2 separate regions of the Mus musculus genome follow, and region 1 is linked to region 2. A link is a loop called in an ENCODE intact Hi-C map of the cell type or tissue named here. Cell type or tissue: heart. All regions are shown on one strand. Links, peaks and the distances in the headings refer to the core of each region. The heading gives the core; the rest is flanking DNA.

Evidence for each region. Hi-C counts contacts between places; a loop is a spot of excess contacts. Peaks named below come from ENCODE experiments on the same cell type or tissue, not always from the same donor. Only the 100,000 strongest peaks of a DNase experiment are listed, where the experiment ranks them.
Region 1: it touches region 2 in a loop (2.5-fold over the local background); 1 of 42 quality-filtered maps calls a loop at or near these places.

What each region holds. Positions count from the first base shown.
Region 1 is chr8:125,378,281-125,394,818 of GRCm38, reverse strand. It overlaps Gm30713 (a long non-coding RNA gene), which reads right to left and starts at 8,935. Exons shown (of 5, transcript XR_879356.2): 1 at 8,331-8,935; 2 at 8,042-8,184; 3 at 7,449-7,470; 4 at 6,870-7,008; 5 at 5,977-6,274. In heart, for the core only: no CTCF peak of the experiment used is centred there; DNase peaks (open chromatin) are centred at 5,358, 6,148, 8,898 and 9,808; H3K27ac peaks cover 4,327 bases.
Region 2 is chr8:125,177,052-125,193,589 of GRCm38, reverse strand. The region is part of intron 9 of Disc1 (disrupted in schizophrenia 1); the gene reads right to left. Among named protein-coding and RNA genes, the nearest start is that of Disc1, 130 kb to the right of the region's middle. In heart, for the core only: no CTCF peak of the experiment used is centred there; a DNase peak (open chromatin) is centred at 9,459; H3K4me3 peaks cover 1,266 bases; H3K27ac peaks cover 4,023 bases.

The DNA.
Region 1 (16,538 bases), core at 5,298-13,297, 200 kb before region 2:
TTACGTTTCCTGATTTTACTTTACTGGTTCGGCTAGAACGGTGGTCAGTAAGCCCCAAGGAGTCTCATGTCTCCACCTCCCAGTATCAGGGTTACAAGAACACTGGATCCACACCTAGATTTTTTAAATGTGGATTCTGTGCCTTTAACCCAGGTCCTGGCAAGCACTTTCGTGACTGAGCCATCTCTCCAACTTATACATTGTATTTATTTTTCTATATTTAGATGGGTATCAGGTTGCACAGCCATGGATAGTTTTGGATACAGTTTCTTCCCTTACTATCTAGGCTATCTACTATATTAGAAGGATGAGCATTCCACGAGCTGGACCCCCATCCCTGCCCAATTCCTGAGCTATGAAGGATTCATCCACTTGGGAATGTCAGGCATACACTAGTGGGTTCGAATTCCAGTGTTAGGCGTTCTCCTTGGGCTCCTGTGTTTTAACACTTGACCCCCAATTGGTGGTGCTCTTTTGGGAGGTTGCGGAACATTTAGGAGATGGAGGCTGTCTTAGTCCGGGTTTCTATTCCTGCACAAACATCATGACCAGGAAGCAAGTTGGGAAGGAAAGGGCTTATTCAGCTTATACTTCCACACTGCTGTTCATCACCAAGGAAGTCAGGACTGGAACTCAAGCAGGTCAGGAAGCAGGAGCTGATGCAGAGGCCATGGAGGGATGTTACTTACTGGCTTGCTTCCCCTGGCTTGCTCAGCCTGCTCTCCTATAGAACCCAAGACTACCAGCCCAGAGATGGTCCCACCCACAAGGGGTCTTTCCCCGTTGATCACTAATTGAGAAAATGCCTTATAGTTGTATCTCATGGAGGCATTTCCTCAACTGAAGCTCCTTTCTCTGTGATAACTCCAGCTGTGTCAAATTGACACAAAACTAGCCAGTACAATTGACCCCTTGTCAACTTGACACACAAACATATCACTGGTAAGCCTCAACCCTTAGTTTCTTATTCATCCCTAAGATCTAAACAACTTTAAAAGTCCCACAGTCTTTACATATTAAAAGTCAATCCCTTTAAAATGCCCAATATCTTTTAAAATCCAAAGTCTTTTTACAATTAAAAGTCTCTTAACTGTGGGCTCCACTAAAATATTTTCTTCCTTCAAGAGGGAAAAATATCAGGGCACAGTCACAATCAAAAGCAAAAATCAATCTCCAACCATCCAATGTCTGGGATCCAACTCATGATCTTCTGGGCTCCTCCAAGGGCTTGGGTCACTTCTCCAGCCATGCCCTTTGTAGCACACGTGTCGTCCTCTAGGCTCTAGATGCCTGTACTCCACTGCTGCTGCTGCTCTTGGTGGTCATCTCATGGTACTGGCATCTCCAAAACACTGCATGACCCCTTCAGTCCTGGGGCGTCAATTGCAACTGAAGCTGCACTTTCACCAATGGCCTTCCATGGCCTCTTACAGTGCCGAGCCTCAGCTGCTCTGTGTGACCCCTTCATGCCTTCAAAACCAGTACCACCTGGGTGACCCTTACACATTACCAAGTCCCACTGCAGCAGGAGTACAACCTTGGCTATCTCTGGAACACAACCTCTTTGTGCTTTCAGAAAACACTTCCCAGAAGATGTCACCTCAACGATGCTGGTCTCTTCTTAATCACCACTAATTTCTTATTAGTGGTCAGTATCAGCATCAGTAGTCCCACTAATGCAAAGTTTTTGTTTAGTAGTTCTGGTATCTTGTTAATCACAGCTGATTCTTCAGCCCCAGCTAACCAGAACTACAGAATCTTCACAATCAAAACAGCAATGGCCCTGAAAAGAGTCTTTAATTTCCCCTCTGAAATTTCACAAGCCAGACCTCCATCTTCTACACTGTTCTCAACATTATCTTCCAAGCTCCTACACAACATCTGACAGAGCTCTTAAAAACGAATGGATCTTCAAGCCCAAAGTTCCAAAGTCCTTCCACAGTCCTCCCCAAAACATGGTCAGGTTGTCACAGGAATACCCCACTATGCTGGTACCAATTTGTCTCAGTCAGGGTTTCTATTCCTGCACAAACATCATGACCAAGAAGCAAGTTGGGGAGGAAAGGGTTTATTCGGCTTACACTTCCATACTGCTGTTCATCACCAAGGAAGTCAGGACTGGAACTCAAACAGGTCAGGAAGCAGGAGCTGATGCCGAGGTCATGGAGGGATGTTACTTACTGGCTTGCTTCTCCTGGCTTGCTCAGCCTGCTCTCCTATAGAACCCAAGACTACCAGCCCAGAGATGGTCCTACCCACAATTGATCACTAATTGAGAAAATGCCTTACAGTTGTATCTCATGGAGGCATTTCCTCAACTGAAGCTCCTTTCTCTGTGATAACACCAGCTGTGTCAAGTTGACACAAAACTAGCCAGTACAGAGCCTTTTTTTTGGAAGTGGTCCCTGAGGGCAGATCTTGGAATTTACAGCCCAGCCCTGCTTCCTGCCCCTCTCTGCTTCCTCCAACCAAAGCCACAAGCTGTTCTTGCCACAGAACCTTCCCTACCAAGCAAGACTGTTTTCCCTTTAACCAAAATGAATATATCTTCCCTCAAGCTGCTTTATCCAGATCTTATGACAAAGATGAGAAAAGCAGCCAACCCATGGGTGAAAGTGTCCAGGCTGATGCTCAGAGGAGTCCAGGCCCTACCTAAAGGAATGGAATTTCAGTGTGCAATGCAGGAAGTGAGCTCATCTCCCTGAAACCAACATTAAAGCCATGAGCTTCTTCCCCAGCCCTGTAGCAAGCAACCCCCGAGGTCTCTACCCTATACTTGCGAAGTGTTAATTTCCTGGTAGCTAATGTCCTTGGAAGGGCACCCTGCAGAGGTCACAGACCACAGCAGTGGCTGCCTCAGTCCAAGGTCTCCTCCTGATGAGGATCTTCGTCTGTAGTCAAGTCCACCAAGAAGCCAAACGTCTTCCCACCTGAGTAAAAACCTCTCATCGCCTCTGATTGTTATTCAGAGTGGTGTCTCTGCCCACATTCCAAATGACCTTCAGAGTAGGGATTTGTTTCTGGCTCTTTCTTGGGGGTCGGTCCACTAAACCGCTGCTGAGGGCAGCTCAGATGGGTAAGAGTTCTTAAAGGCACAGGTGCAAAAGTGCAGGGACCCATGCCAAAGGTCCTGGTATCATTGCCACCCAGACTTCATGTCCATTATGCCCTCTGTAGGTTACAAAGCCCTGAACAGAGCAGCCCTCCACCCTCTAGAACCATTTCCTAGCTTTCAGGATGTAGTCTCTCTCTGCTAGGTACGTCTTGCAGGGAATTTAATTGGATGAGAGCTGGCCACCTGATCAAGAACGAGCCAATCAGATGTTTCCCCTGAGAAGTAAGCTGAAGAAAGCTGTGTACCCACCAAGAATAAGTGGGGAAGTTGGGGGTTGTCCTTTGACTTGAGTTTTAAGAGCTGACTTGCGGAGGAAGTTAATCTTCACAGAAAGAGACGGAAGCCTCAAACAGAGAGGTAAGAGATCGGAAGGGACCACGGACGACATGTAAGACCCTGCATGCAGGGGCCCTTGCGACAACCCAGCTACATTTATTTCTCCCAAGCTCATTGCTCCCTCCTACAACTAAGACACTGCTCCCCCATTCTGCCTAAGGACAGAAACCTTGCTGTTTTAAGCAAAAGGAAATGACAGTTTCACCCATCTCCTCTTGTGCTAATCCAAAAATCTTGATGGATACATGCCGCTGCTTTCATTTTGTAAATAATTAAAAACAAAAACAAATAAAACAAACAAAAATCCCCAAGGTCCAGAAATGTTTATGAAACCTCTTCTGAACTCATACAGCTTTGCTGTTTCAGGCTAAGGTGGAAATGAGATTCCATAATCCCAGACTCATCAACAGCAGTCTGCCCTGCTGTGTCCTCAAAAGCACAACCCGACAGCCAGGCAGAGTTGGCTGGAACAGAATGCCTTTGAGAATAGTGCAATTAAAAAAAAAAATCCCTTCACGTGTGCATCCCTGTCAGCCCTGTTTCCAAAATGTTCTCTCTAGCCCCCACTGCTTAGACCTTAATTCGTCAGCTCAGCTGCAGATGGTGTCATCCACTGGGGTCCTGCTAGTTATTAACTAGCATCAGCATCCTCACTGGGGACGGGCTCCAGCTGATGTCATCCATCCATCCAGTGCTGCTTCCTACCCCCGCCCTCCCCGCCCCACCCCAGGCAGCATCTTCTGCCAGACACCAAAGATGCAGGCTTCTCGTGTGCCTAGATGGAGCCAGAAGGCCTTGGTACTGTATCCCAGGGGAAGGATGCTATAGGGATTTGCCAACAAAGGACTAAATCTACCTGGGAATGGCTCTCTTTCTTGAGCCTGCATCAGGCCCTACTATGCTGAGAACAGCAGTGGTAGCATCCTTGGTGACAGTCACAGAGCAGCCTCACAGTAATTAAAGAGAAGCACTGGGGACAGGTGGCAATGCCTGACTCCGCAGACGAGGCCGTTAGAAGGAGCTTGGCTGTTCCCAAGTATTCTCTCCCTTTCGTCCTGCATTCTCTCTGGGGATCTGGCTCCGGGCCCAGGCAGGGACTGGCAGCCTTGCTATTTTGGGCCCTTCCTGGCCAGCAATTAGTACTGGGATGGCTGAGCCCAGGAAGAGGAAAATCCGGATTTTTATATGAATGTTTCCTTTTTACTGAACTCTGTGTGGAAAAAAGCAAGAATTAATTAGGACTATTCAAACAGGGATGATTTTGTTAAAAGGAAGTAAACAGGGGCCAGCAAGATGGCAGGAAAAGGCACCCGCCTGCCACCAAGTCCGATGACCTGAGTTCACGCCTTAGACCCAGATGGTAGAAGGAGAGAACTGACTCTCACAAGTTGTCCTCTGACCTCTACACATGCTGTGGCATATGTCTGACCACACATGCGCGCACACATGCATACACACAAACACTACTATTTTTTTAAATGGAAGTAAACAGGAATCGCTGTGTGATGTGTATCTTCTGTCTTCCACCAGCCCCTGGTCCTCCTAGAACACCCCCACACCATCCTTACTGATAGCCACATATCAGCCACACACAACGAGAGGCAGCCCCTGAGTGACATGGGGCCATATACTTCAGCTCTGTGAGATCTTAAGCTAGCAGAAATAACAGTGGTAGAAATTACATCCCTCCCTTAAAAATGGGTTGCAGGGATAGACAGGTCTATAACCAGAGAGCTTGTGTCATGTGACTGAGACCCATTGGGTCCACTGCCTCTAAACCATGTGCCCAGATCCACAACACGACAGCTCTCCTTGTTTTGAACACAACCTCAAATGTTTCTGTAGTCATATGGTTGAGTGCGTCTGGACAACTGGCTACTGTCCATAAAGAGCCAGCTTTTTATCCTCCAGCTTTATCCAAAAGGGGTGGAGAGTCGGTGCCAGAACACAGCCTCAGCTGACAGTCTCTATATCTGGCAGGAAGCCTGAGTTAGGACTATCATTCACACTCGCACTTGAAGCGAGGAGGTCAGTCACAATGCAGATGACATACAAGAAGCTTGACAAGGAATGTCAGAGTCATTCTGAACCAAGTGCAGAAAGGCCAGGCAGGGGCCAGAGCGTCCTCCAAGATTCCCCACAGGGCTCTTCCTGTGGAACGCTGCTCTGTCTCTGAGGATCAGACACACTCTTGATACCTCGTGTTTCATTAATTTTCCTGAAGGAAACAAACATGTCTCCCCAAGATAGTGTGGAAACAGAGCAAAGGAGTGATACCTGCAGAGTCCACCGTGGTGAACCCATGGCTTATTGAACTCACTTATAGGAGAACGAGTAAGCCCCAAACCGCAGCAGTGTAGGAGTCTCTCTGGCATGAATAACGACTTCCTCATAGCTGCATGGATGGCATCCCTCCCCGATTCTCAGTTACCCTCCCTCACTCTGTAACCTCCAGCACCTCCCAAGACCTCGGGCAGCCAGGCTGGAATGACACACAGCTAGGAAAGAACACAGGAGGGACTGGATGAAATCTCAACTAAGGGTTTAATAACCCTCCCCGGCCCCTCCTTCAATGAGAAAAAGGTCAGCAGGTCAAATCTTGAGGGTCTCTTGAGAGTAGTCACAGCTGCCCTGATGAAGGTGGTAATGGCTGCCACAATAGGGAGACAACATTCCACAGCCTGTCTTCAAACATCCTTAGAAAAATGGTGGCACGTGCCTGTTGCACGTGCCTGTCCTCTCGGTAGCTCATGTGATCATCATTCAAATCATAGATGCACTCAGCTGTGACACAGGAGACAAGAGTGGAAGGCAGCCAGGAGGCTAGAGGAGAAACGGTAGCAGAGAGGCAGGTTGGGCTCTGGCTCTACGGTGCCATGTGTTTCACATGTACATAAACCAGACTCTGCTAGTATATTCCATGGGTTTTCCTGAGGCTGGGCTTCAATGGTGCACTGGCTGGTTTTGTGTGTCAACTTGACACAAGCTGGAGTTATCGAAGAGAAAGGAGCCTCCCTTGAGGAAATGCCTCCATGAGATCCAGCTGTAAGGCATTTTCTCAGTGATCAAGGGTGGGAGAGCCCAGCCCATTGTGGGTGGTGCTATCCCTGGGCTGGTAGTCCTGGGTTCTATAAGAAAGCAAGCTGAGCAAGTCAGGGGAAGCAAGCCAGTTAAGTAAAATCCCTCCATGGCCTCTGCATCAGCTCTTGTTTTCTGACTTGCTTGAGTTCCAGTCCTGACTTCCTTTAGTGATGAACAGCAATGTGAAATTGTAAGCTGAATAAACCCTTTCCTCCCCAACTTGCTTCTTGGTCATGATAGAAACCCTGACTAAGACAAATGGGCAAAGCAAACTAGAGCATGCAGATGGTGTAGAGGAAGACCTGTGTAAATATGGCTGTAGTCTTCAAGACTATACCTGGAGCTGGGACATGGCTTAAGATGCAAAGCGCTTGCCACGCAAACATGAGGGTCCAAATTCACACAAACAGCCAGGCACTGTAACACTGCAGAGTGTTACTGGAGACAGGAGCAAGGTTCATGATCAGTGAGAAACTCTGCCTCAAGGAAATAAGGTGACGAGTGATTGAGGAAGACATGGATTGTCAACCCCTGGCCTCCATATGCATACACACACCCACATTCTCTCATATACACACTTACACACACAGACACTCACACGTGCACACACTAACACACATACAAATTCTCAAGCACTCACATACAGGCACATATTACACACATACATGCACACGCATATACATTCTCACACACACACATACATACACATTCACACACATACACATTATCACACAAAGACACGCACACACATAATCACACACACTCGGACACATACACTCACACTCATACACACTCACACACATACACATGTGTCCAAGGACAACTTTCACAAAATCGAATCCTATTCTCAACCATCTACACTTATCTGCTTCCAGATTCTATTTTTGAAGTGTGCACAGCATTACCCCCGAAGTACCAATAGGTTAAGCTCTCGTCTCCTGAGTGTGGGAGAAAGTACAGGGGAGAATGTTTCAGGCACACCCCAATGAACAACCCATGCTCCCACCAGTGCCCACTGGCTTCTCATTTCTCTCTCCCCAGGCACCTGGCTGGGAGGGAGGAGCAAACTGGAGCCAAGAAGGCAAAAGCACAACAGAACCCCTTCCAGGGGACGGGGTGGGGGGATGGGGGGTGGGGGTGGAGGCAGACACATCCTCAGGGGCAGACAGGACCTCTGCTGAACTTCTGCTAACTGGTTGCAGAGTTTGATCTGTGGGATTTGTTTTGCCCATTTCTCTTGCCCTGCCCCACCCCACCCTACCCCACCCCTACCAAAAAACAGACAGGGCACAGGTACCTCGGGACTGAGAGTATAAGCTGAGTGTTCTCTACACTTGACAGGGGCACCACCACTCCTCATCTGTGTCCTTCCAGCCTAACTCAAGGACAATGTTACACAGGAGCTACTGCTAACCGGGGCTTCCCGTGGGGTTAGTCGCCACTTCCCATTCCCAGTTCACAACACAGACAGTCATCACAGGCTGTGACATGCCATAGTCATGTGCTAACCTTAATCTTAAGTGTCAACTTAATTGGATTTGGAATCTCCATGGAAGCATGGTGTGTCTGTGAAGTTTTCAGTGAGGTTAAACGGAGGAGGAAAGACCCACCCTGAATGTGGGAAGCACTGTCCCACAAGCTGGGGTCCTAGACTAAATAAAAAAGAGAAAGCAAGTTGAGTACCAACATATTCTCTCTCATTCATCCCCTCTCTCCTTCTCTTCTCCCCACTCCGCTCTTCCCCCCTCCCTCTCTCCACCCCACCTCTGCTCCTCACCCCAGCTCCAGATTACTGTACCATAGTTTTTTTTTCTTTTTCTTGCAAGATTGTGCCTCTTCTGGCTACACTAGAAGCCCCTCCTAGACACAGGGGTGTTTCAGTATAGAGGGGGAAAGAGGGGAGAGGGAGGGAGGGAGAGGGGGAGAGAGAGAGAGAGAGAGAGAGAGAGAGAGAGCAAGCAGCCTTTGCAGAGAAGAGATATTTATAACCCAAGAACTCCCTTTTGGGGACCCCTATGCCCCCAAAAGAACTCCAGGCAGCAGGCTCATCTGTTCAGGCGTTTATAATAGAATGTAGCGCTTTGATTAGTTCTAGAATGGTCTGATTGTTCCCAGCGACACGAACATCTTGGTAAATATCATAGCCGATGTAGAAAGCACAAACGCCACAGTGTGTGTACCCAGGGACTTTGTGAGGTCAGCATAGGTCCCTGCCAATTCAGAGGACCAGGACAAGCCATGTGTTCTGATAAAGCACGAGAGCCATGTCAGTGGGACTGGGCCTTCTTCCTCTGGCCTTCCTTCTCTGGAGCAGGCACCTCCCTTGTATGGAGTCTGTTCAGTCCCTTGCCTGTGGGTGGAGGTGCCAATCATGCTCCTCCCACCCCTGCCTGCTGGGGAGCAGGGACCTCCCACAGCATCTGCTAAACAGTTGGCCAAATCTCTCAGCCCCTCCTTCTGCCACGGGCTGGCTGGGCCAGGGCTTTGCCCCAACTGAGCGCCTGTAATGTGTGTGCTGACTTGCAGAGGCAAGCTCTAGGAGACCAATGGGAAATAGCCAGAAAGGAAAGGGGGTAAAAGAGGACTGTCTGTCATGGTGCAGAAACTGGGAGTTGTGAAATACAAAGGGGACAGGAGGGCTGGGAGAAGCATGTGCCAAGGATCTTTGGTCATAACTGTGCCAACTGTGTGGGAGCAGAGAGAGCAGGCAGGAGTTGGGGGAGGAGCTGCCCATAGAGAGACCGTGTTAGTAATGATAGGAGGGCATACACACAAAGTGCTATTAGAGAGTCTGCACCCGACCATGGCAAACAGACCCCTCATGAGCTTCCTTATAGAGAGCAACAGAAAGGAAAGTGGAAGTCCAAACCATGTCCCCCAATGGGCACCGAGGATGCCAAGGAAGCCATGGTGGGTTTCAGGGACTGGCAGGAAACTAGGGCACCCAGCACAGACATGGAGAAGGAAGGCCAAGGAAGGGGCAGGTGTCCTGCTAGCCTACAAGTTCCTTAGAGCCAACTCCTAAGTCCTAGGCAAACTGAAAGCCGTGTCTGAGAAGAACTTGAAGGCAAGACGTAGTACTCAGAAGGCTTCTCAACTCTGAGGATAGAGCTGTACCCACTCAGCATGCATGAAGGTGTGGGCCAAGAAGACATGTGTTCTCCATGCCCATGGCCATAGTGGTGACCCTGGAGCCCAGAGCCTAGTGTTGGCTCATTAGACCACACAGAGCCAGTTAAATCAAACCAATGGACCTCCATCCAGGGCCCTGACATTCATGACACGCCCAAGATTAGGTCTAGGAGCTATGCAGGTTCATAAGGCTACCGGGCATGTCATCTGCCACCAGCTGCCAGACAGGAGCAGGCCTGCTGTCCTTTTCTAACAAGAACAGCCTGACTTATCTTGCATAAGGCCTGATTGGGCAGAGGGCAGGGTTTTAATGCCCTTCTGTGGGCACGGCAAGCACATTGGAAGCAAAGCCCTTCTCTGGTTCATCTTGGCTCAAGATCAAAGTGAAACATCAATCTTTCTACCTCACCCTCCAAGGCCTGAGGTCCAAGGCTGTTGCTCATCCTCTCTTCGGTAGTTGGAGTCCTGAGTCCTAACAACAAGCCCTGGTGGACAAACATGTCTGTGGCATCAAGCAAAGAGTGAGTAGCAGGGGGGAGGGCTGACATCAAAGGTCCTCCCCAGAACTTTGCAAGGCAAAGAGGAAAGAAGATGGATCCATCAGACCTCAGGCAGATGTCAGGAACATGAGAGATCTGCCTGGTCTCCATGCCAGGTCTCTATGCCTGATATCCATGTTAGGTCTGCATGTCAGGTCTGCATGTCAGGTCTCCATGCCTGGTCTGCATGTATGGTCTCCATGTCATGTTTGCATGTCAGGTCTGCATGTCTGGCCTGCATGTCCGGACTCCATGCCAGGTCTGCATGCCTGGTCTCCATGTCTTGTCTCCATGCCAGGTCTGCATGTCAGGTCTCCATGCCTGGTCTCCATGTCTTGTCTCCATGCCAGGTCTGCATGTCAGGTCTCCATGCCTGGTCTCCATGACAGGGTTGTATGCACGGTCTGGATGCCAGGTCTCCATGTCTGGTCTCCATGCCTGATCTGCATGCCAGTTCTCCATGCCAGGTCTGCATGTCAGGTCTCCATGTCTGGTCTCCATGCCTGATCTGCATGCCTGGTCTCCATGTCAGGTCTCCATGTCTGGTCTCTATGTCTGGTCTCCATGTCTGGTCTCCATGCCAGGCCTCCATGACTGGTTTGCATACCTGGCCTCCATGCCTGGTCTCCATGTCAGGTCTCCATGTCTGGTCTCTATGTCTGGTCTCCATGTCAGGTCTCCATGTCTGGTCTCCATGTCTGGTCTCCATGCCAGGTCTCCATGCCAGGCCTCCATGACTGGTTTGCATACCTGGCCTCCATGCCTAGTCTCCAGACCAGGTCTCTATGACTGGTTTGCATGCCTGGTCTCCATGCCTAGTCTCCAGACCAGGTCTCTATGACTGGTTTGCATGCCTGGTCTCCATGCCTAGTCTCCAGACCAGGTCAGTCTTTGCTTTGTTTGACTTGGGTTGAGATTTCTGTTGCAAGGTCTTGAAGATCTCGTGAAGAATCTTCCCACTGTCCCCCAAAGCTCTGTAACGTTAGCCTCCTCATCCTCTCTCAACAGCCCAGGTGACAGCATTTTATTTGTTTATTTATTTTGAGCTGTGTGAACCTCAGCAGGCACACGTGCAAATATGTCAGGCTTCGTACATCATTTGCATCTCAATGTCCCAAAGCTACAATCATCCAGCCTTGTGTGAAAAAAATAAGAATTTGCAGAAATCTGGGCTCATTCTAAACCCTGATGAATTTCACCTAACTACAGAGGTTTCCTGATGAGGCTTTAGAGAAAACCTGCTGGAATCCATTCAACTCTGAGAAGATGCCGGAAGGGAAGGCAACGAAATGCTGACATTCTCCTTAGCCATAGTTTAGGAATTACAAGAGGTGCCCCTCACGCACAGCAATTCTCTCTGCTTTAGGTGATTTTTATCTTTGCTGTGCACACTCACCCTTTCGGTGTCCACTGTGTGGGATGTGGGCTTGGAACATTCTAGAGAATTCGGTGAGTGAACACCAGGTCCATTCCTGAAGATCCATTCTGCTCCTGAAAATACTGCAACTCATCTAAGAGGCAAGTCTCTTCCCTGAGAATGAGGGAAGCTCAGGGGGAGCTGGGCACTGGGTCTCCTAACCTCAGATGCCTTAGCTCCTGCCATCTGCAGTGACCCCTGCAAACTTCCATACCATTCCCATCTCCTTAAGCACCAAATGCAGCTGTGGGACAGAAGAAAAAGCTGGGCACTGCTATAAGATGTGGGGGCAGTGTGGCGGGAGAGGGGGACACGGTGATTGCCAGTGGGACAGTGTGATGGACAGTAGGGCAGTGTGAAGGACAGTGGGCAGTGTGATGGACAGTGGGGCAGTGTCATGGACAGTGGGGCAGTGTGAAGGACAGTGGGACAGTGTGAAGGACAGTGGGACAGTGTGAAGGACAGTGGGGCAGTGTGATGGACAGTGAGGCAGTGTGATGGACAGTGTGATGGACAGTAGGGCAGTGTGAAGGACAGTGGGACAGTGTGATGAACAGTGGGGCAGTGTGAAGGACAGTGGGGCAGTGTGATGGGCAGTGGGACAGTGTGTTTGACAGTGGGGCAGTGTGATGGACAGTGGGGCAGTGTGATGGGCAGTGTGATGGACAGTGGGAACAGTATTCTGTCTTAGTTGCAGTTTCTATTGCTGTGGTAAAACACCACAACTGAAAGCGACTTGTGGAGGAAAGGGTCGTTTCAGTGTGTACTTGAGTGTAACTCAACCACTGAGGGAAGTCAGTGCAGGAACTCAAACATGGCAGGCACAGGGTTTCAGGAACTGAAGCAGAGGCCACAGAGGAGTACTGCTTACTGGCCTGTTCTCACAACTTGCTCAGGCCTCTCCTGAAGCACCCAGGACCACCAGCCCACCATGGCCCTGCCCCCAGTGAGCTGGGTCTTTTCCCCATCAACCATCCATCACGAAAATTTCCCATGGGCCAATGAGGTGGGACATTTTCTCAACTGAGTTTCTCTCTTCCCAAATGGCTCCAGCTTGTGTGAAACTGACAGAAAACTAGGCAGCACACAAGCCCAAAGCATTTTCAGCAAGCTCTGAAGGCAGGGTGACACTGTGATGCTCAGATGAACAGACTCTCAGCACTGTTTGCTGAGAAGGAACCCGAAGAGTCATGGTCGGTGCCTTTGTTTACAGAAACCCAGTCAAGCTCTGAGCTGGTGCTGCTCATCAAACAACTGCAGGTAAACAAACCCTGGCTCCCTCTGCTCTCAGCTTAGCCCACCTCCCACCTACTTGCTCTGTCAACAGAGATTTCGCAATCAGATTCTGCTGGGCTCTAGTGAAGGTCACCTGGAGGATGTCACAGCAGCAGAAGAGTTGACACAGCAGGAGAGAGAGCATGGGGCCAGGCAGGTCTTTTACTACAGCTGTCCCAGGACCATGGGCCCTAGAATAATTCCATCAATACCTTCCAAGGACAGGAGCTCCTCTGATGACCCACTCACTGACTGGGTGCTGTCTCTTGAAGAGCCTGTGACTTCTCACGTGGTCACACTGGGGCTTAGTGTCCCTTGCACAAGCCCCTGGGGAGAACTCAGACCACATCCTAATCCCCCACCCATACTCTCGCTTTCCCCAAGTAACCCAACCAAGTGGGACTTGGGTGGAGTCATCTTTGGTCTCCCAGTGCCTCTCTATACCAGGTCATATACAAGGCTCTGCAGAAAACCTCTCAGTACAGTTGAGGTAGTCACCCAATGAATGCAATGTTCGGTTACCACCCACCTAGGGGTCTCCTGGGGATTCCTAAAAGGGCAGATCCTGGTTTCCAATCTTAGACGTTCCTAAGTGAAGATTTCTGAGACTGTCTCACAGTGCTCTGCAGGGGAGACAACCCCCTCGCGTACCCCACACACCCCTACTTCTCTGTGCCCCACCTCACCCGCACTTCACTCCTCCCCACCCCTACCTCACCTTGCCCCACCCCTCACACACCCCACCCCATCCTACCCCTGCCTTAACAGTTCTGAGTAGTTGTTGCATACAAAGGATTGATACTCGGTGGACTTAGAACGTAATGAACTTGGAAAACCCATAGATGGGTGAATGTCAGAAACCATTCTCAAGCAATGTCCGATGGGGAATGAAGGGGCGTTGGGAAACCCCACATCCCACCCTTTCCTTCCGAGTCAGGCATGAATGAGAAGACTGAGGTTAGGAGTCCTTATTCTGGCCACTCAAACCGTTTGACAAGCTCACACACCTACCCTCTACCGAACAGCTGGGTGACATCTGTGAGTCAAGATGTTTCCAGCTGAGGAGCTCTCTGTGTGGACCCGGGTCCTTCTTGGGTCTCTCAGCACTTCAGCTTTCCTTAATAGGATGGATCACAGGGCCCCCAATGGAGGAGATAGAGAAAGTACCCAAGGAGCTAAAGGGGTCTGCAACCCTATAGGTTCAACAATATGAACTAACCAGTACCCCCCGGAGCTCGTGTCTCTAGCTGCATATGTATCAGAAGATGACCTAGTCGGCCATCAGTGGAAAGAGAGGCCCATTGGTCTTGCAAACCTTATATGCCTCAGTACAGGGGAACGCCAGGGCCAAGAAGTGGGAGGGGGAGGGGGGAAGGTTTGGGGGGACTTATGGGGTAGCATTGGAAATGTAAATGAAGAAAATATCTAATTAATAAAAATCCCCCACACACACAAAAACAATATTAAGTGCTTTTTCTATGTATGACTCCCCTCAATAATTAATAAAATGGGTTGATTGGGTTCTGTTAAACACAGGCAAGTCATAGAACAAGGATATACAGAAATATAATCTTATGTAATTTAAATTGTTTAGTTTAAATAAGACCTTTTTAATATATCTGTAATAAGGATAGCAGTTTGAAAACATAGCATGAATTTCTTCTAAAAAAATTATTTCCCTTCGTTTTTGTTTTGTTTTGTGTTTTGTGGGTGAGTCTGTGCATCATATACATGCAGTACCTGTAGAAGCCTGAAGAGGGCGTGGGACCCGTCGTAGGCCAGCTTCCACTAGGTGGGGGAAACTGAGGAGCCCTGTAGAGTCAGCAGATTTTTCCCTGAAGGAATAAAGCTTGATTTGTTGAGACGGACATCCCCTGTGCCTGGAGAGAGACTACTCTGAACTCTTTAAACTCTTTGGGGGCTGGCAAGAAGGGAAAAAAAAAGTGGAGGAAATCATACACGCACACTCACGTGCATGCATGTGCACGCACTGGCGTTGGCAGGCTCCAACAACTTCATTTTTTTCTCTTAGCCTTTTTATACCTCCTAAGACAGTTCTCTATGTAAGAAAAAGACTACCTCATACCCACAAGTTACATATTCTCTATAAAACAATCACTGCAAAACATATTCCTCAAAAAAAACAGAATAAAATCATTACACAAAAGGAAATTACAACAGGATCACTGATCAGGTGTTTAAACGCATACCTAACTAAATATTTCCCATTTATCTTTCTCTCCACAAGTTCGTTGTAACCCCAAGGCAATTATTCTTTTGTCATTGATTAACAAAGTTTAAGCAAGCCAGTCAATAACAGCAAGTTTCCCCCTACTATTTGTATTTACCAAGAAAGACACCGTTTATCTTATGTCTTATTGTTGAAGTCTTCTTTGGCTAAACTGGCTAATCATCTTTTCCCTGTTCTTACAGTCATCATAGAATTATTTACGCTTTGTTAATAAACCTGCCTTTCCGGGGTGCACACCGAGATCTGTGCCTGTGGCCACATCCAAGACCCAGGAACTCAGACCCAACCTAGAATGAAACGTTTTCTTTGATCATTAACTTGTCCCAGGACAATTGTGTGCTTGCAACACGTGAACGCTCGCTGTGCTCCTTTCTAACCTTGGCGGCCCTCGCTAACCTACAAGGAGGGGGCACGTTATAGTCTTGATTCCAACTTTCTGACAAAAACAACTTAAACCATCTCTTTAAACTTTGTCAACTGCTCCAACTTCCTAAACTATTTAAGTCAAGTCAGGAATTCTTTAAAATCCTTCATTCATCTGAGCGAGCTCATCTTCATGTTGGTCTGCAGGAGGAGTAATAGCAGCAGGCTATTGGCAGTGAGGGTCTCCCCACGTCCAATGGCACCATGCCAGATAAATGAGAAGTATAGCAAGGACAACAATGAGAAGGCACAGCAGTGGCAAAAAGCAATCCTGGGACAGAGGCCCTGGGGCTGTGCCTCTCCAAGGTACATCCATCACAGCTGTGCAAAACAGTGGTCCGTCTCCAGGAAGCTCACTTGCCCACTGCAGACAGCTTCTCCCGAATGGTGCCTGCCAGGATCCCCTGGATATGAAGTTACAGTTGGTTATTAGCTGCAGTGTGGGTGGTGGGAACTGAACCTGGGTCCTCTAGAAGAGCAGCCAGTGCCTAGATTTCTCTTTTCAACCTTAGTAAAAGCAGCAAATCCTTTAAAAATTTTTATCTTTAAAAAAGTGTGTGTATGTGTGTGTGTGTGTGTGTGTGTGTGTGTGTGTGTGTGTGTGTGTGTGTTTGGGGGCAGGTGGTATGTGTGTGTGGTGTGGGTGGTAGGTGTGTGTGTTGGGGGAGCAGGTGGTGTGTATGTGTGGTATAGGCAGTAGGTGTGTATGTATTGGGGGGCAGGTGGTATGTGTGTGTGAAATGTGGGCAGTAGGTGTGTGTGTGTGTGTGTGTGTGTGTTTGGGGGCAGGTGGGGTATGTGTGTGTGGTGTGTGTGTGTGTATGTGTTGGGGGCAGGTGGGGTGTGTGTGTGTGGTGTGTGTGTGTGTATGTGTGTGTATGTGTTGGGGGCAGGTGGTGTATATGTGTTTGTCTGTGTGACTCTGTGTGTGTGAGATGTGGGCGATAGGGGTGTGTGTGTTGGGGGCCA
Region 2 (16,538 bases), core at 5,423-13,422:
AGGATGCCCTTGAACTCCCGATCCTCCTGCCTCTGCTCCCAGAATGCTGGGATTATAGGTGTGCCATACGAGAATCAAGCCCAGGGCTTCCTGTATGCAGGCCAGAACTCTGCCAGCTAAACAACATCCCTAACCCTATGTTTCCTTTCCCTTCTGTTTGGGTTTTTGTTTTTAAACCCCAAATTCAGACACCTTCCTCATGGAAGTGATTCCCTTAACGATGGTCTCACCTGGGACTTTAAATCCATGGAAACTACCAAGAACTCTGACAATGAACCATGAGCAAATGAGAAAGAACTCTGGCAACACCCCTTAGTGTGTGGAACCACCTACTGCCACGGTGGCTCACTGTGCTGAATGTGTGCTGCAAAGTCTTGTGTGTAGGAGACTCAGTCCTCCTGCAGCACGGTGGAGGTGGGGCTGCAGGAGTGACTGAGGAACGACACTTGAGGTTGTTCTCTGGCCTCCACATGCGTGCACACACACACATGCAGACACACATGAACAGACATGCTTACACATGCATGCACACACATATGCATGCACACATACATGCAGACACACACATATGCACACAATGCATGCACACACATGCATATATACATGCATACACACATGTACACACATATGCATATACACATATACATGCATACACACATGCACACAATGCATGCACATATACATGCACACACACATATGTGCACACACAATCCCAGGTTATCCACCTGAAGTGACATGAAAAGGCAGCTCAGAAAAGGGGGCTTGGGATGAAGTCTGCAGCCCTCTCTAAGATATCTGTGTCCCCACTGGGCTGCTTCACACAAGCAACACAAGGCTCAAGTATCCACCCCACAAGTCTAGATAGATGCTAACTCCCACAGGAACACTGTGGGCACTCACTCCCCTCCCCTCTCCATCACTTTATCATCTCAGTATCCTATAATGCAAAAGATAAAAACTATGATTCAGCTTTTCAAACTTCTGTGGTCCTGTCATAACAACAGAGGGCTGGACGCCGGGGGCCAAGATGTAGATCAAATGACTCCTCCCCCATGGGCACACAAGCCCCCCATGGGCACACAAGCTCCCCCATGGGCACACAAGCTCCCCCATGGGCACACAAGCTCCCCCATGGGCACACAAGCTCCCCCATGGGCACACAGCTCCCCCATGGGCACACAAGGCCCCCCGTGGGCACACAGCTCCCCTGTGGGCACACACGCTGCCCCATGGGCACACAGCTCCCCCATGGGCACACACGCTCCCCCGTGGGCACACAGCTCCCCCATGGGCACACAGCTCCCCCATGGGCACACACGCTCCCCCATGGGCACACAGCTCCCCCATGGGCACACAAGCTCCCCCATGGGCACACAGCTCCCCCATGGGCACACAGCTCCCCCGTGGGCACACAGCTCTCCCATGGGCACACAGATCCCCCATGGGCACACAGCTCTCCCATGGGCACACAGCTCCCCCATGGGCACACAGCTCCCCCATGGGCACAGAAGCTCCCCCATGGGCACACAGCTCCCCCATGGGCACACAAGCTCCCCCATGGGCACACACGCTCCCCCATGGGCACACAGATCCCCCGTGGGCACACAGCTCCCCCGTGGGCACACAGCTCCCCCATGGGCACACAGCTCCCCCACGGGCACACAGCTCCCCCGTGGGCACACAGCTCCCCCACGGGCACACAGCTCCCCCACGGGCACACAGCTCCCCCGTGGGCACACAGCTCCCCCATGGGCACACAGCTCCCCCACGGGCACACAGCTCCCCCGTGGGCACACAGCTCCCCCACGGGCACACAGCTCCCCCACGGGCACACAGCTCCCCCGTGGGCACACAGCTCCCCCGTGGGCACACAGCTCCCCCGTGGGCACACAGCTCCCCCGTGGGCACACAGCTCCCCCGTGGGCACACAGCTCCCCCACGGGCACACAGCTCCCCCGTGGGCACACAGCTCCCCCGTGGGCACACAGCTCCCCCGTGGGTACACAGCTCCCCCGTGGGTACACAGCTCCCCCACGGGCACACAGCTCCCCCGTGGGCACACAGCTCCCCCGTGGGCACACAGCTCCCCCGTGGGCACACAGCTCCCCCACGGGCACACAGCTCCCCCACGGGCACACAGCTCCCCCGTGGGCACACAGCTCTTCCACGGGCACACAGCTCCCCCATGGGCACACAGCTCCCCCATGGGCACACAGCTCCCCCATGTTTGCCTTTGGCCCCAGCAGAAGCTTTAGCATCAGAGAGCCCAGCTGTCGGTTGTTCATGTTTCAGTGGAAGAAGCTCGGAGGCAACACTTCTCTCTTAGTGCAGAGGTGAGTTTTGTTAAAAATGTCTGTGACAGCCAGCCTGTATCAACCAGCGTGCTAACCAGGCCTGGATGGATGGAAATGGATGCAGCGTGAACATCATCACAGATGCTCACTCCAGACCACCCACCTAGCCCTGGAAAGGTCAGGAAATCCGCCATGAGAAGGGAGGTCAAGGACAGAGGGTGCCTGTCCCCTCCATTCACACATCCCTGGCTAAAGTAACACCTCCCCTGACCTGGATGGAATCCTTACACAGAGACCTACCCAGCATCATATTGCCAGGTTTGTTCACAGAATGATAACACACCCACATCAAAACCAAGCGTGGTGGGGAATCCATGATGAGGAGACAGACAGGAGGATCCCTGGGGCTTTCTTAGCTGGCCAGACTGGCTGAATTGGGAAACTCTTAAATTCAGGTAAAAACTTAAGTGAGGACTGGCCTGGCTGTTAATCCCCTCGCACTTGAGAGGCAGAGGCAGGAAGATCTCTATGAGTTCAAGGCCAGCCTGGTCTATACATAGAAAGTGCCAGATCAGCCAGGGGGACACAGCAAGACCCTCTCTCTCTCCTTCCCCCCTCTCGCCACCCCTGTGCCTCACTCTTCCTCTCTTCCTCTCGCCCCTCCTCTGTCTCTCCGTCTCTCCCCTCCCCCTCTCTCCCATGTCTCTTCCCTCCCGTGTCTCTCTCCCTCTCCCCCCTCTCCCTTTCCCCTTCTCCCTCTCTCCTTCTCTCCCCCCACCCTGTCTCTGTCTCTCTCTGTGTCTCTCCCCCCCTCTCTCCTATGTCTCTCCCCTTTCTCTGTGCCTCTCTCCCTTTCTCCATCTCTCTCTCTCTCCTTCTGTCTCTCCTCCTCTCCCTCTCCCCCCTTCTCCCCCTTTCTCCTCTCCCTATGTCTCTCTTGTATCTCTTTCCCCCTCTCCCTCTCTCCTTCTCTCTCCCCTCCCCGTCTCTCTGTTTCTATCTTCCCCTTCCCATTCTCCTCCCCCTGCTTTCTCCCACCCCCCCTTCCCTAACCTCTGTCTTACTTCATCCTATCTCCTCCCTCCCCTGAAGATGAGGGCAGCATCAGGAGACCCTGAAAACCAAACACTCTAAGGTGGCAGGAAGCAGGACACAAAGCATGAAAAGGGAAACTTCCTTTAGTGGATGGGCAGATCAGGAGCTTCCGGTCACCCTCAGCTATGTAGTAAGTTCAAGGCCAGCCTGGGCTACGTGAAACCTTGCCCCAAAATAACAAGAGTCTGACACATTCATTAATACCAAGTTTTGAAACAGACAATGTTAGTTGTCTGTCATATATTACAGGAGAGATATCACAGGAACAACATCCTATTATTAAATGAAACCCAATGTTGTTATAATTATTTTTTAAATTTATTTAATTTAATTGGCTAGGATAATGAAAATGTCCCCATAGGAGACTCGCATTCAGCACGGCATAGATAGGACCATCAGCCGTAGACATCGAGGTCTCATCTCCCGGTCTGGTCTCTGCCTCCCCCAGATTATTTACACACTGTGAAGTCAATTTGTGATTTATCTTTCTGATGCTTAATAAAGGACGATTGCTAGCTTAAAAATAGAAATAAAAGGAGAGAAGGAAGGAAAGGAGGAAGAGAGGGAGGAAGGGAGGGAGGAAGGGAGGGAGGGAGGGAGGGAGGGAGGGAGGGAGGGAGGGAGGAAGGGAGAGGGAGGAAGGGAGAGGGAGGGAAAGGAGGGAGGAAGGGAGGAGGGAGGGAGGGAAGAAGGGGGGAGGGAGGGAAAGGAGGGAGGAAGGGAGGAGGGAGGGAGGGAGGGAAGAAGGGGGGAGGGAGGGAGGGAGGGAGGAAGGGAGGGAGGGAAGGAGAAAACCCTTCCCTTTCCCAGCCTTTTCAGAAGGAGGTGAAACACAAGATTATCTCCACCTAGCTGGAGACCCTGACAACAGACTGAGCCAATCAGCCTGAGGTTTGTAGCTCTCTGTACAGCCACAAAAGGTGGCCACTGAAAGCCACAGTGCCACCAAGGGCTCCTCCTGCCCTTCCCATCACCTGAAGCCTCCTATAGGACTGCTGTCTGTCAGATGAATGCTCCCCACAGGTCGCCCCTGGGTGCTATAGGGAGATGGTAGAACTTTGGGGTTACCCAATGGGTAGTCTTTAGCTCATTGGTGGTGTGCCCTTCAAGGTGACTAGTCTCGTACTGTATCTCCATGTCCTGGCTCACAGAATGAACCTGGTTCTCCTACATGGGTCCACCATGGCGTGCTGGCTATTCCAACACCATGGGCCACTGACCCCATGTGCTTAGGCAGAACATCACAGCAGCTGGATCACCCAGAGCCCAGGCTCTGAGCCCCGTGCCTGCTGATGCTCACCAAGGCATTGTGATGACTTCAGTTAAACCTGTTGACACCACACCGGTACCCTGATCCTCCCTCCAGCTAGAGTTCAGACAAACACCGGTACCCAGCCCCTCACAGCAGCCTGTCACACAGGGTCTTTCCCCTCCCCAGTGTGTCCCCAGGAGCCCTCAGCTGGTTCCCTGCAGATTTCCGTGAGATGCTGCAGTGGGTTCGCTACCCAGCCCGAAGCACGGAATGCCCCTGCCAGGGCTCTCTGGGACTCCTCTCTCTGGGGTCTGTCCTGTGCAGCCTTTGGAAGGCACAGATGCCAGCCAGTCGCTGACTACTGGAATGATCCCTTAACTCCTGAGTCCTTTCTGAATCCACAGGAGATCAAAGGCTGTGCTTGCCCAGATCTCCTTAAATGGTCATTCCACACTGGAGTGCTCCTCAGAACTTGACAGGGAAGACACAGTTTGTGAGATAAGCGTTGGGGTTGGCGCCCCTTCCACAGCCACATATGCAGGGAGTCAAGCCCACCTCATTGGTGTGTGTGTGTGGTGTATATGTGGTGGTGGTGGTGGGGTATATTGTGTGTGGTGTGTATGTGTGGCATGTGTGTGGTATGAATGCCTGTATGTGGTGTATATGGTGTGTGTATGGTGTGTGTGGTGTATATGTGGTGGTGGGGATACTGTGTGGGTGTGTATGTGTGGCATGTATGTGGTATGTGTGGTGTATGTATGTGAGTCAGTGTGGTGTGCATGTGTGTATGGTGTGTGTGTTGTAGTGTGTGTGGTGTGTATGTGTGGTGTGTATATAGCTGTGGGGGGGTGTGGTATATATGTGTGTATAGTGTGTGTATATATGTGTTGTGGTATATGTATGTGGTATGTGTGTGTGGTGTGTGCTGCATTGTGTGTAGTGTGTATGGTGTGTGTGGTGCATGTGGTGTATGTGGTGTGTACCTGTGTGTGGTGTGTGTGGTATGTATGTGTGGTGTGTGTGTGGCTGAGGTATGTGTGTATGGTATATATGTGTATATAGTGTGTGTGTATGTGTGTTGTGGTGTGTGTCTGTGGTGTGTGTGTATAGTGTGTGCCTGTGTGCTGTGTATGTGTGTGTGAGTGAGCACACAAGTGCACAAATGTCTAGATAAAAAGCCAAAGGACAGCCTCAGGAGTCATCCCGCAGACATCATCCGCAGACAGACGCTATCCACAGACAGACACCATCTGCAGACAGACGCCATCCACAGACACCATCCACCTTCTTTTTGAGTCAGAGTATCTTGTTAGCCTGGAACTCAGCCTCTTGACTATAAATCCCTAGAGGTTCCAATGCCTCAGCCTCCCTAGCACTGGGATCACAAGCATGCGCCACCTCTGTCTGTCTGTCTGTCTGTCTGTCCCTTTCTTTCTCCCTCCCTCTCTCCCTCACCCCCCCCCTTCCCTCTCTCCTTTTACACTGGTCTTCATGCTTGCATAGCAAGCACTGAACCGAGAGAGCAACCTCCCAACATCTGGCCATCTCTCTCCACGTGGATCTGTCACCTGAGGAAGAGGCAGAGGCTCCCGAGGTGAGCCACAGCGGGTCATCACGCCAGCAATGGGAAATCACATGCAGGAGATTATCTTACAACGGCAAGGGAAGTATTAAAAGAGAAAGCTCATGTCAAAGCCAATTTATTAAATAATTGCTTATCTTGGGGCGCAGGGAACCTACCTCTGAAACCTGCACTTATCTTGGAGGCAGGCTGCCTCCCCAACAGAAGTCTGTCAGAGGCAGAAGAGGGGGAGGGGAGCGGTTCCATACGGATTTTCTTCTCCTGCCACCCTAAGCATTGTCAAGACCCAGCTCCTGTCGTCTGGGGTGGTTTAAAATAAAACTTTTCTTAAGAACAGATGGAAAGAGGGACACACAGGCAACAGTGGGCAAACAACGGCAGAGTGTCAAACAGTGACGACGGGAAAAGGAACGGAAAACAGACAGCAAACACTGGAGCCTCCTCCGAGACAGCGACCCACCCGGCACAGCCTTTCTGGAATGAAGCCCTTCTCTGTGCACAGTCCCCTCGTTCTGTAGTCGGCTAGGAACTGGAAGTAGGGTCCCGAGATCAAGAGTGATGTGCAGCTGTGTCTGATATCAGAAGAGCTGGGAGTCACAGGAGCTCCCAAGCAAATGAAGAAAAACCACTGCAACAAGAACCCACAGCATGGACACTTAAGATAGAGGTGGTGTGTGTGTGTGTGTCTGTGTCTCTGTGTGTATCTGTGTGTGTATCTCTGTGTGTGTCTGTCTTTCTGTGTATGTCTGTGTGTAAGTTTGTGTGTGTCTCTCTGTATTTGTGTGTGACTGTGTGTCTCTGTGTGTTTGTGTGTGTGTTTGTGTGTATGTGTCTGAGTGTGTCTCTGTGTGTACGTCTCTGTGTGTGTTTGGATATCTGTGTGCATGTCTGTGTGTGTCTGTATGTGGCTCTGTGTGTATGTGTGTGTCTTATGTGTTGTGTGTATTATATATGTATGTCTATGTGTATGGTGTGTCTGTGTGTCTGTATGTGTGGTGTGTCTGTATGTCTGTATGTGTGGTGTGCCTATGTGTGTCTGTGTGTGTGTCCACGTGTCTCTAGGTGTGTATGTGTGTGCGAGTGTGTATGTGTATGGTGTCTGTGTGTGTAATGTACCTCTGTGTGTGTGTGGTGTCTATGTGTGTAATGTGTGTGTGTGGTGTGTGTGTTTAACAATAATGAAAGTCAATGCTGAAGGAGGTAAAATACCTGTATAATTCAATGCACTGAGGGGTCAAGTACAAAAGTAAACATGACAGCGTCTTTCTGAGAGATGGGTACTGATCCTTCTACTAAGAGCACCCGACTTTCCAAGTTGCAATACAACACTGACATCTACAAATATGTTGGGCAATGTTCATAGCCTTCCTGAGCTCACCCATGGGCTAACAGATCAATAACACCTGCTAGACAAAGACACCCCCATGCCTGGGCCAATGGCTACTTCATGAGTCTCTCAGTGAGCGAAGGCTCAGTTGCTATCCACACAGTTACCTGATACATGATCTAAAACAACCAGGGGGTCCCTGGTATCTGCTCAGGAATGCTTAGGGGCCAGATAGCTATGGAACCTATGGTCTTGGGTTACCAGGGTGGCAGGCAAAGGTGTCTATTGAATAGATGCCATTGGGTGACCTAAAACATTTGAGCATTGCTTGCCATCCCCATGACCCCAGATACCACACCACTACACACACACCACACACACACATACACATATCTTCACATACACACTGACAGACATGCACACATACACACATACATATATACACTACACCTTCACACACACACACACACACTGAAACACACATGAACACACACTAAAATACACATGCACACACACACACACACAGAAACATACCATATAACTAAGATAGAAAGGGGTCATCGTTGGTGCCGGCAGTGGAAGGATCTATGAGGAGGGAAGGAGCCCCATGTAGAGGGGGTGGCAGAGGGTCTGGAGTTTAGGAACTCACTTCTCTGCCCATCCTGGAGCTCAGCCAGTGGCACATGGCTGCCTTCAAAACGCTCTACTCCCCACGATGTGTGATGTGTGGCATCTTGAGTTTGAGTCTGTCCCATCTTAATCACAGCCACCTATACAGGGATCTTAGAACTCGGTGGGCCTGGGAGAACCCTCCCTGAAGCCCAGTGACAGACTGTGACAGTGGATTCTGAAGTCTCCTGTTCCCCTTCCAAAGACAGTCTAAGCCATGTTGGCAATGTGAGGGTTAATGGCCACAAAGACAAGTCTTTACTAAGCCACACCCACATTAGGTCACACCCCTACACTAAGCCACACCCACATTAAGCCACACCCCTATTCTCATTGCTGCCTCACCTGGATTCCTACTTCAATAGAAATGATCATCCTCTGGGAGGGCTTAAAAATCTTTGTTCCTAGGGCCAGCAGGATGGCTCACATGCATGTGCCATGTCACATGAACCCCTACATATATACACCCCCCCCCACACACACACACAGGTCAAATAAGTAACTTACTTTCTAAGAAAATCTAACAGCACTGTAGGAGAGGAAAACAGCCAGCCAGTGGGTCACACAACAACAACAACAACCATGAACTGCAGGGCTGAGTGCCTGAGACCCAGCGTCCTCAGCCTTTTACCAGGCTTGGAGATGAATTCCTCCTGCCCCACAGCTCTGCCAGCAGCCTAATTAATTAAAGCAATCAGTTTGGGGTTCCCCGCGGCTGGCACGGGAGCTTTGAGCTTCTCCTTGGTGCCTGGCTCATGCCTCTATTATTACCTTTTAAACGCAGCTCCAACCACTCACTGTACAGAGTCCTCTGTACAGGGAACCTCAAAGGCATCGACCCAAGTCTGTGCCGAACAGGAGCCGCAAAGGCATCTTCGTCAATCTTTCTTTAAATCTTCACTTCCTGCCACAAGGACAGGTCAATTGACGACCAACTAGACAAGTGGAAAAGCAATGTAAGGTTCTGAAAGAGGGTTTAAATAAAATATCCCTTGTCATCAAGCCTGTTAAGAAGATAGATGTCTCAAGGCAGGTGCGCAGAGGGTACAGGACCCGGCACAACCGCTCAGAGCCAAGAGCCAGGATGGAGAGGATGCTCAAAAGGCATGCAGCTGTGCTGATGTATCTGTTACTTTATTCTGTGTTTTACAAGAGAAAGATTGAGTCTCTCAAGGTGACAGACGAGCTCCCAGAATGCCCCTCTCTTGGAGTTTCTCTGTGACTGGCTCCCAGCAGCAGCGAGAGCCTCGGCTGGTGAGCTTCACCACAGCGCCCTCTTGTGGCCATAGTCCGGGTGGCGCTGCTCCTGATCCCTTCCTGAGAGTTCACTCCTGGCTCTAATTACAACTTATTTACAACCCTTCTCACTCCTGGTTTTAATCACAACTTAGTTACAATCCTTCACCCGGGTTACAAGGGGAGTCCAGTCCGTGCAGAGCACGGTAGCTCGGGTAGAGTTGTGTTTTCTTCCCTTTTTTTTTTCTTTGTAGTTTCCTACCATCCTTCTTCCTGCCTCTTCTTCTAAGATCTGGCTGAGAAGCCAGCAGCCAGGTCAGACTTCCCATCCTCTAAGATGGCATCTCCCTCCAGTGGCCCACATCTTGAGAAGATCCTGTATATAACTTCGGGACAAAGGGACCACTGGCCCAGAGCTGCCCCTCACCCGTAGAGGTTCTGTGCACTGTTTGTAAAAGAGAGACTGGATCACAAGGGGAGGTGCCTGAGGAACGCAGAGCTGTGAGGAGGAAGCAGAAATTCAGTGTGTGTGGCCTGCAGGGCTAGGCAGGCATGCCAAGCTGTGTACTGCTATGCCAACACAAGTATATATTAGGTGAAAAGATAACTTTCTCTTGAAAGATTCATCATCCTTAGTAGTATTACTCTTTTAAGACATCCCAGTGCTCACTGGACTAAAGATTCTTGGTCTGGGCAGTGGTGGTGTACACCTTTGATCCCAGCACTCAGGAGGCAGGGAATCTCTGTGAGTTTGAGTCCAGCCTGACCTACGTAACAAGCTCTAGGACAGTCAAGACTACGGAGAAAGACCCTGCCTCAAAAGGAAGTTATAACCGGACAAAGACTTGATCGACCCCCTTCTGTGTGAGTCTCTGGGATCTTTTCGCTCTGTCAGCTTCCCTTACACGGTGATAGAGACACAAGCCAGTGTGGAGACGGTAACTGGCCTGTATGCTCAGGGTGCTCAGGGGTCTTTCCAGACATGAAGACTGAGAGTAGTAAATATGCTTCAGAGGCAGACAAGGAGTGTCACACAGACTCAGTTCTGGGAAAGCTTACTGGGCACATACACAGAATGTTACTCAGGCATTCCCTCCGGGCTGGAGAGCCAGCCCAGCAGAGAAGAGCACCTACTGCTCTTGCAGAAGACATGAGTTCTGTTCTCAGTATCCGGATCAGGAAGCTCACAACCACCTATAATTCTAGCTCCAGGGTTTCTGATGCCCCCTTCTGGCTTCCATGATACCTGAACTCACGTGCTGGAGAACTCATTCATTCTCTCTCTCTCTCTCTCTCTCTCTCTCTCTCTCTCTCACACACACACACACACACACACACACTCTTAAACTTAAGATAAATCTTTTTTAAATTTCCTCTTACAAGGAGCAGGGAAACTCGTGAAACCTACAGGACTCCCAGGCTCCTTCTCAAGGCTGTATCATCAACCAACAACTGCCCACTAGAGGAGACTCATCAGTCTATGAGGAACTGCAGAAGTGCAGCTTCTGAGAGTCCTCGCCCACGACAGGGTGGGAATTCTTCAGCCCCTCAGTCTCTGTGCCCCATGCATGTAACCCTGATAGACTCACTGGCTCACCAGACTGGACTTGCATGGAACTGTCTGGGGGACCTGGGCCCTCTCTGGGTTAATAGACATTCTCTAGCCTCAAGTTCTTCTCTGGCACAGGGCCTCACAGGTGTCTCTCTCAGTTTCAGTGATGGTCCCAGGGACATGGGTAGACACAGGACTGGCTCTGCTCTATCCCCACACATGGCGTTGTCCCCAACTAGATACACTGAAAAACTTCCAGAAGAGACTAGTTCAGACCAAGATCCCAATCCTAATGGTCAAATTTTTATCAATGGACTAACTATAAATAACAATAATAATTATTTCAAACCTGAAAAAAAAAGAAGTTTGGTTGTTTTCACCAAAATATAATATGGAGCTGGGCCAGCAAGAGGCTCGGCAGATAAAGGGGCTTGCTGACAAGCTGGATCACCTGAGTTTCATCCCTGAAACACAAGTGGCAGAAGGAGAGAACCTGCTCCTACAGGCTGTTCTCTGAGCACACATGCACTATGGCACGTGTGTGCACATGGGAAAGAAACAGATAACTAGAAAGAGCACAGAGCTAAGCTCAGTTGTACCCCGTGTTCAGCCCACCACACTCAAGGCCCTGAGCTCAATGTCCGCTGACACATACAGAAGAGAAAGAATTCACACCTGAGGAGAGAGGGGGATTTAATCAGATTTAAGTATTCCACTCGTGGTGGGACACCACATGGTACTCTGCAAATGTGTGATATCTTCATGCTTTTATGATCAGTGGAAAAAAATAAATTTAAATTTGAGAAATAAAATATCTGTCTTAGAATATTTATAATACTGCTTTGTTTTACAGAATAAACCACGGGTGCAGAAGGAGAGACCAGATACCATGTTCTAACCATGTTTATGCAATAAGCCCTTTGCCCACTGAGATATCTCCCAGCCTAATGTGTATAGCATGTAATTTAAAAAAATACACTATTGCCTTTGCCCGTGTCCTCAGCCCTGGGGCTGCCACCCTTGCTCTGGCCCCTCTCCGTTTTTGTTTTTGTTTTTTTTTTCTTGTTCCTCCCAGGTTAGCTCCACCTAGCCTCCATCATCCACATGGTCTCTCTCTCTCTCTCTCTCTCTCTCTCTCTCTCTCTCTCTCTCTCCCTCCACCTTTGCTCCATGGATGAAAAACACTCAGACAGCTTTATTACTTTAGAATTTGCCTGTTAACACAATTGCTGAGCACAGAATCTCCTGCCCTAAACTTATTGACTAGCTTCCTTCAACCTCCTTTGCTATGAGCTGGTGGTGGAAGCCACCTGGTTCTACCTTCCCCAAGATCTTGCATGATTCTTTTGTGCGTCTCCTTCCAAAGCCTGGCCAGAAACCGCCTTCTCTTTCCCTGCATCTCTTTTTCCTCCTGGGACCAGGAAGGACCTGTCCCTTCCACCCAGCAATTGGCTCCCGACCTCCTTTATCAACTAAGTCAAGAATCAATTAGGGAACCAGAGTTTAGTATCAGCACCTCTCCCTATGAGACAGAGAGAGAGAGAGAGAGAGAGAGAGAGAGAGAGAGAGAGAGAGAGTTTTGATACAGGGTCTCATTATATAGCTCACGCTAGCCTGGAACTCAAGATCCTCTTATGTCTCCCATGGACTCAGCATTCTAATCTGGCCATGCAGCCATGGAGGCAACTTCTGCCTGAGGACCTAATTGAAGACTGTCTGAGAGCCTAAAGATTGGTGATGCAGACAATGACAGCCAATCGGGAACTGCCACTTGGAAGACATGCTTGCTTGGGACCAGTGGGATGCAGTGGAGGATATAAAGGGTGCTCCCCAAGAATTAATAACTAAGTTCACTGTGTTCTCGCCTGCTCCCCCATCTGAGCCATTGATTTCAAGCCTTCTCACCCGCTGCCCCCAAGACAGTTGCCGGGCAGGACAGCAGGACTCATGCCATCTACACTACATCTCGGGGCAGCAGACAGAGTCTGGCTGCTTAGTCCTCTTACCCTTCTGAAGATGGGGACCAAAAGACTCATTACAAAGAACAGATGGAATGGCAAAGACCCCAGCGCTGGAAAGACACAGCGATCTGCCTCCTGACAGCTTTATGATTCAATCTCCCCAAAGGATCTGCAAGAGACCCTACCATCTTATTAAAAATCAGGGTCCGAATTTATCTGAGTTTGACATGAAACTATATTTTCATTAAAAAGTTTTATAAACCGTGTCAATCATAATGGAATTCTTATTAGTCTGGTGGTTTTTGGCAATGAGCCTGTAGACCCCGAGGGGACTTCGGTATGAACTTTGTACGTACTGTGATGACGGGACACTCTTTCATCACTAATGATGTATTTGTCTTTTACTACCCACTAATCAAGTGGCTGTTTGTCTTATATACCCCTCACTAAGTAGACTGACAACCTCTATCATGCACTACCCACACGCCCACTGCAGATGGGAAACCGGCACATGCTAGCAATCAACCATCAGTATGCGCACGGGCGTGTCTCACTCATAGGCCTCAGTTTCCCCACAATGGACCACTAATGTGGGACACGGGCTAAATGATATTTATATAGTACTCAGAGCGTTTCTGTTGGGGAAGGGCTTTGGTGAGTGACAGGAACATCACCATCCTATGTCACAAATCACATTAAGACTATTACAGCCATGACTTAGCAAATCTGTCTACTGGGCTGATATATTTCCAAAAGCAACATGTCTGTCCAAATGTTCGCTGGGTCCCTGGAGGCTCTGAGGAAGCCAGAGAGGACCTACTGGGGAGCTGTTCTTTGAGCAGGGAGGACCTGCTAAGGCGCTGTTCTTTGGGCTTGCCTATGGCAACATTTGTAGAAAGAGAAGAAAGTTAAGCTGAAGACTTTCTTTAGAAACGATTTCACTCAAAGGCAAAGGCAATGGATGCGGCTCGGAATTCTTTTCAGATGTGTGGCCCATGAAGCATCTGATACGTGGTCAGGCATTGCCTGCTGGACTCTTGGGTGTAGACGCCCCTGGCTCCAGATAGAAGCAGCTGCCTTGGTTTGGAAAGACAGAACCCAGGTCAAAGAGCAAAGCAGCGAGGGATTGCAGGTAGGAGACAGCCTCCTTCAGAGCAAAGAAACACAGACAAGGGATGAGAGGGGTGGGGATATGTAGCAGCGATAAGTCTAAATGAGTACAGTGTCCTCGTTGGGCAAAATTATAGCGGCACGAAGCAATGAGAGACAGAAACTGAACCTTTGTTTTCTTAAAGTCTTCCTGAAGGACCTTCCCCCTCCTGTCAGCTCAACTTTGGAGAGTTTCTGGAAGCGTCCCTCTTCTCTGACACAGTCTTCTCTTGCTCTGGTGCCATGCCAAATGTGTCTTTGGCTGTCAAAGTCTTTAATTCTTTTCAAGTACTAGAAAATTCTCTGGGATGCCAGACTCTTTCAGAAGACTTCTGCTGTGAGACCCAGAACTATGAAAAGTCCAGCAAGAGCATTTCTCAAAAGCCTTTCACCCACCTGCCGCACAGGCCCATCTACTTCTAACAGTGAGGAATCACCCCTACACTCGGCCTGGGAGAGGTCAGATACTCAGGCAAGGTCCAATAACTCTCCCTACTCCCTCCTTCCAGGAGGACTGTCAACAGTCACACACAGCCACATCTGGTCTCGTGGGGATAAAGGACTGGCAAAGAAGACAGAGCTTGCAACAGTCTCTGGTTCCATTCACCATGGGGTGAGCAGTCCTGCTCCACCGTGCCCCTTTGCTGTGATGCCACGGTGCACAGGCACAGAAGCAATGGTGTCTGCTGACGTGGGCTGAACCCTCTGAAACCGGGAACAAAAGACATCCTCTCCTTCCCAGCTAGTCGAATATTTTGTTGTAGCGATGAAAAGCAGCTCATTTACCACCTACATTATTTAAATTCTCAGCATCACCCAAACAACTCGTAGGTGCTCATGGGATATCCACCACAGGCCATACCTCCGCTGTAAGGAAAGCAAGATCCAGCAGCAAATGACGTGCCAGTGATACTCAGACAAAACCCGTCCATCATGGTACCCAGATGGTGGTAGCTGTCCACATAGCTTTGAGTTCCATAAATGACAGAAGTCTAGGAAATCAAATGCAAGAATTTTAAAACAAATTAAAAGTGGGAATGTGCCGGGACAGATGGATTTGGTGTCAGGGGCTCTGCTTTCATTTTGAAGGCAAGGATGTGCTTGAAGTTTGTTCCTCACCCATGGAGACACAGGAGTCTCCGACCCTCTGTCTTATTTAATCTTATTGTCAACGCCATCATGTAGAGAGATGCCTAGAGCGGTTAGTACACTGCACCCTGGCTATGAGGGCCTTTCCAGAGCATGAGAACTCGGTGGTTTAATCCACCCACGGTTTGGAAATCTAAATAGATGCTTGGCAGATGGAGGGGCTGTGCAGGAGTGTGGAAGGCAGGGCCTGTGGAGGAAGTCCGTCACTAGGGGGTGTGGCTCTGGCTCCTGCTCATTTTCTCTGCTTCCCAGATACACAATGTGGACCCCTATGCTTCATATCCTTCCACCACAATATTTTGCCTCCCCACAGGCCCAGAGACAAAGGAACCAGATTGTGCGCAGTCTGACGTTTCTGAAACCCTAAGCCAAAATAAACTCTCGCCCTTTGAACTTGTTTCTCTCAGGTATTTGTCAGGGAGATGGGAAGTCTGACACAAAACCCAAGAATATGAGAGGAAAGTCCCCATTCTCCAGCCACTGCAGCAAAGACTTATGGGTTTCTCAGGTTTCCAACCTTCAAGCATGATCTTGAGCAGGGATGTGGGACAGCATGAACTCAGTATACTCTGCTGGGCTGCTGGAGCCAGAAGAGCATCTTAGTAAATGCAACGCAAGATTGACAACTGTAGATTTCAAATAGTGGTCATCCCACCGCATCATGATTGACATTCCAGCAACACAGAGATGCAGGGTGGGTGAAAGAGAGAGTGAGTCACTCTGGTGTTCCTCTCCTCTTCTCCACCGCAGGGAGTTCCTGCCCTGCCTTATTCTGCACATCATAGGGCTATCTGGTTTCAATGTTCTGGGTCAGATGAACACACAATCCAGCCCAGAGCTCAGAGATTTCCATATACATGGAGCAGTTCATCTCCCATCCCACAGTTGGTCACTCAGCTTGATAAATATTTGTGCGAGTCTATATTCCCTGAAGCCTCAGCAAGTATGGAGCCAAGCCACAAACAAAGCTTTGAATGCAAAAGCCAGAGAGCAGAGCACCATGGGGGTGGGGCAACTACAGAGCAGAGCACCATGGGGGCGGGGCAGCCAGAGACCAGAGCACCATGGGAGGGGTGCAGAGAGCAGAGCACCATGGGAGCAGGCAGCCCACGAGGCAGAGTCCTCACCCACTAATGACAGTTTCAAATCCGGATTCACACGGTACTAGGGTGATTTGGTTGGGACATTTCAGCAAACTAAGAGCTGACATAGCATCCGGAATCTTTACTGAACGCACACGCGAAAAACGTTCAGTGAGGACAGACAGGTCTA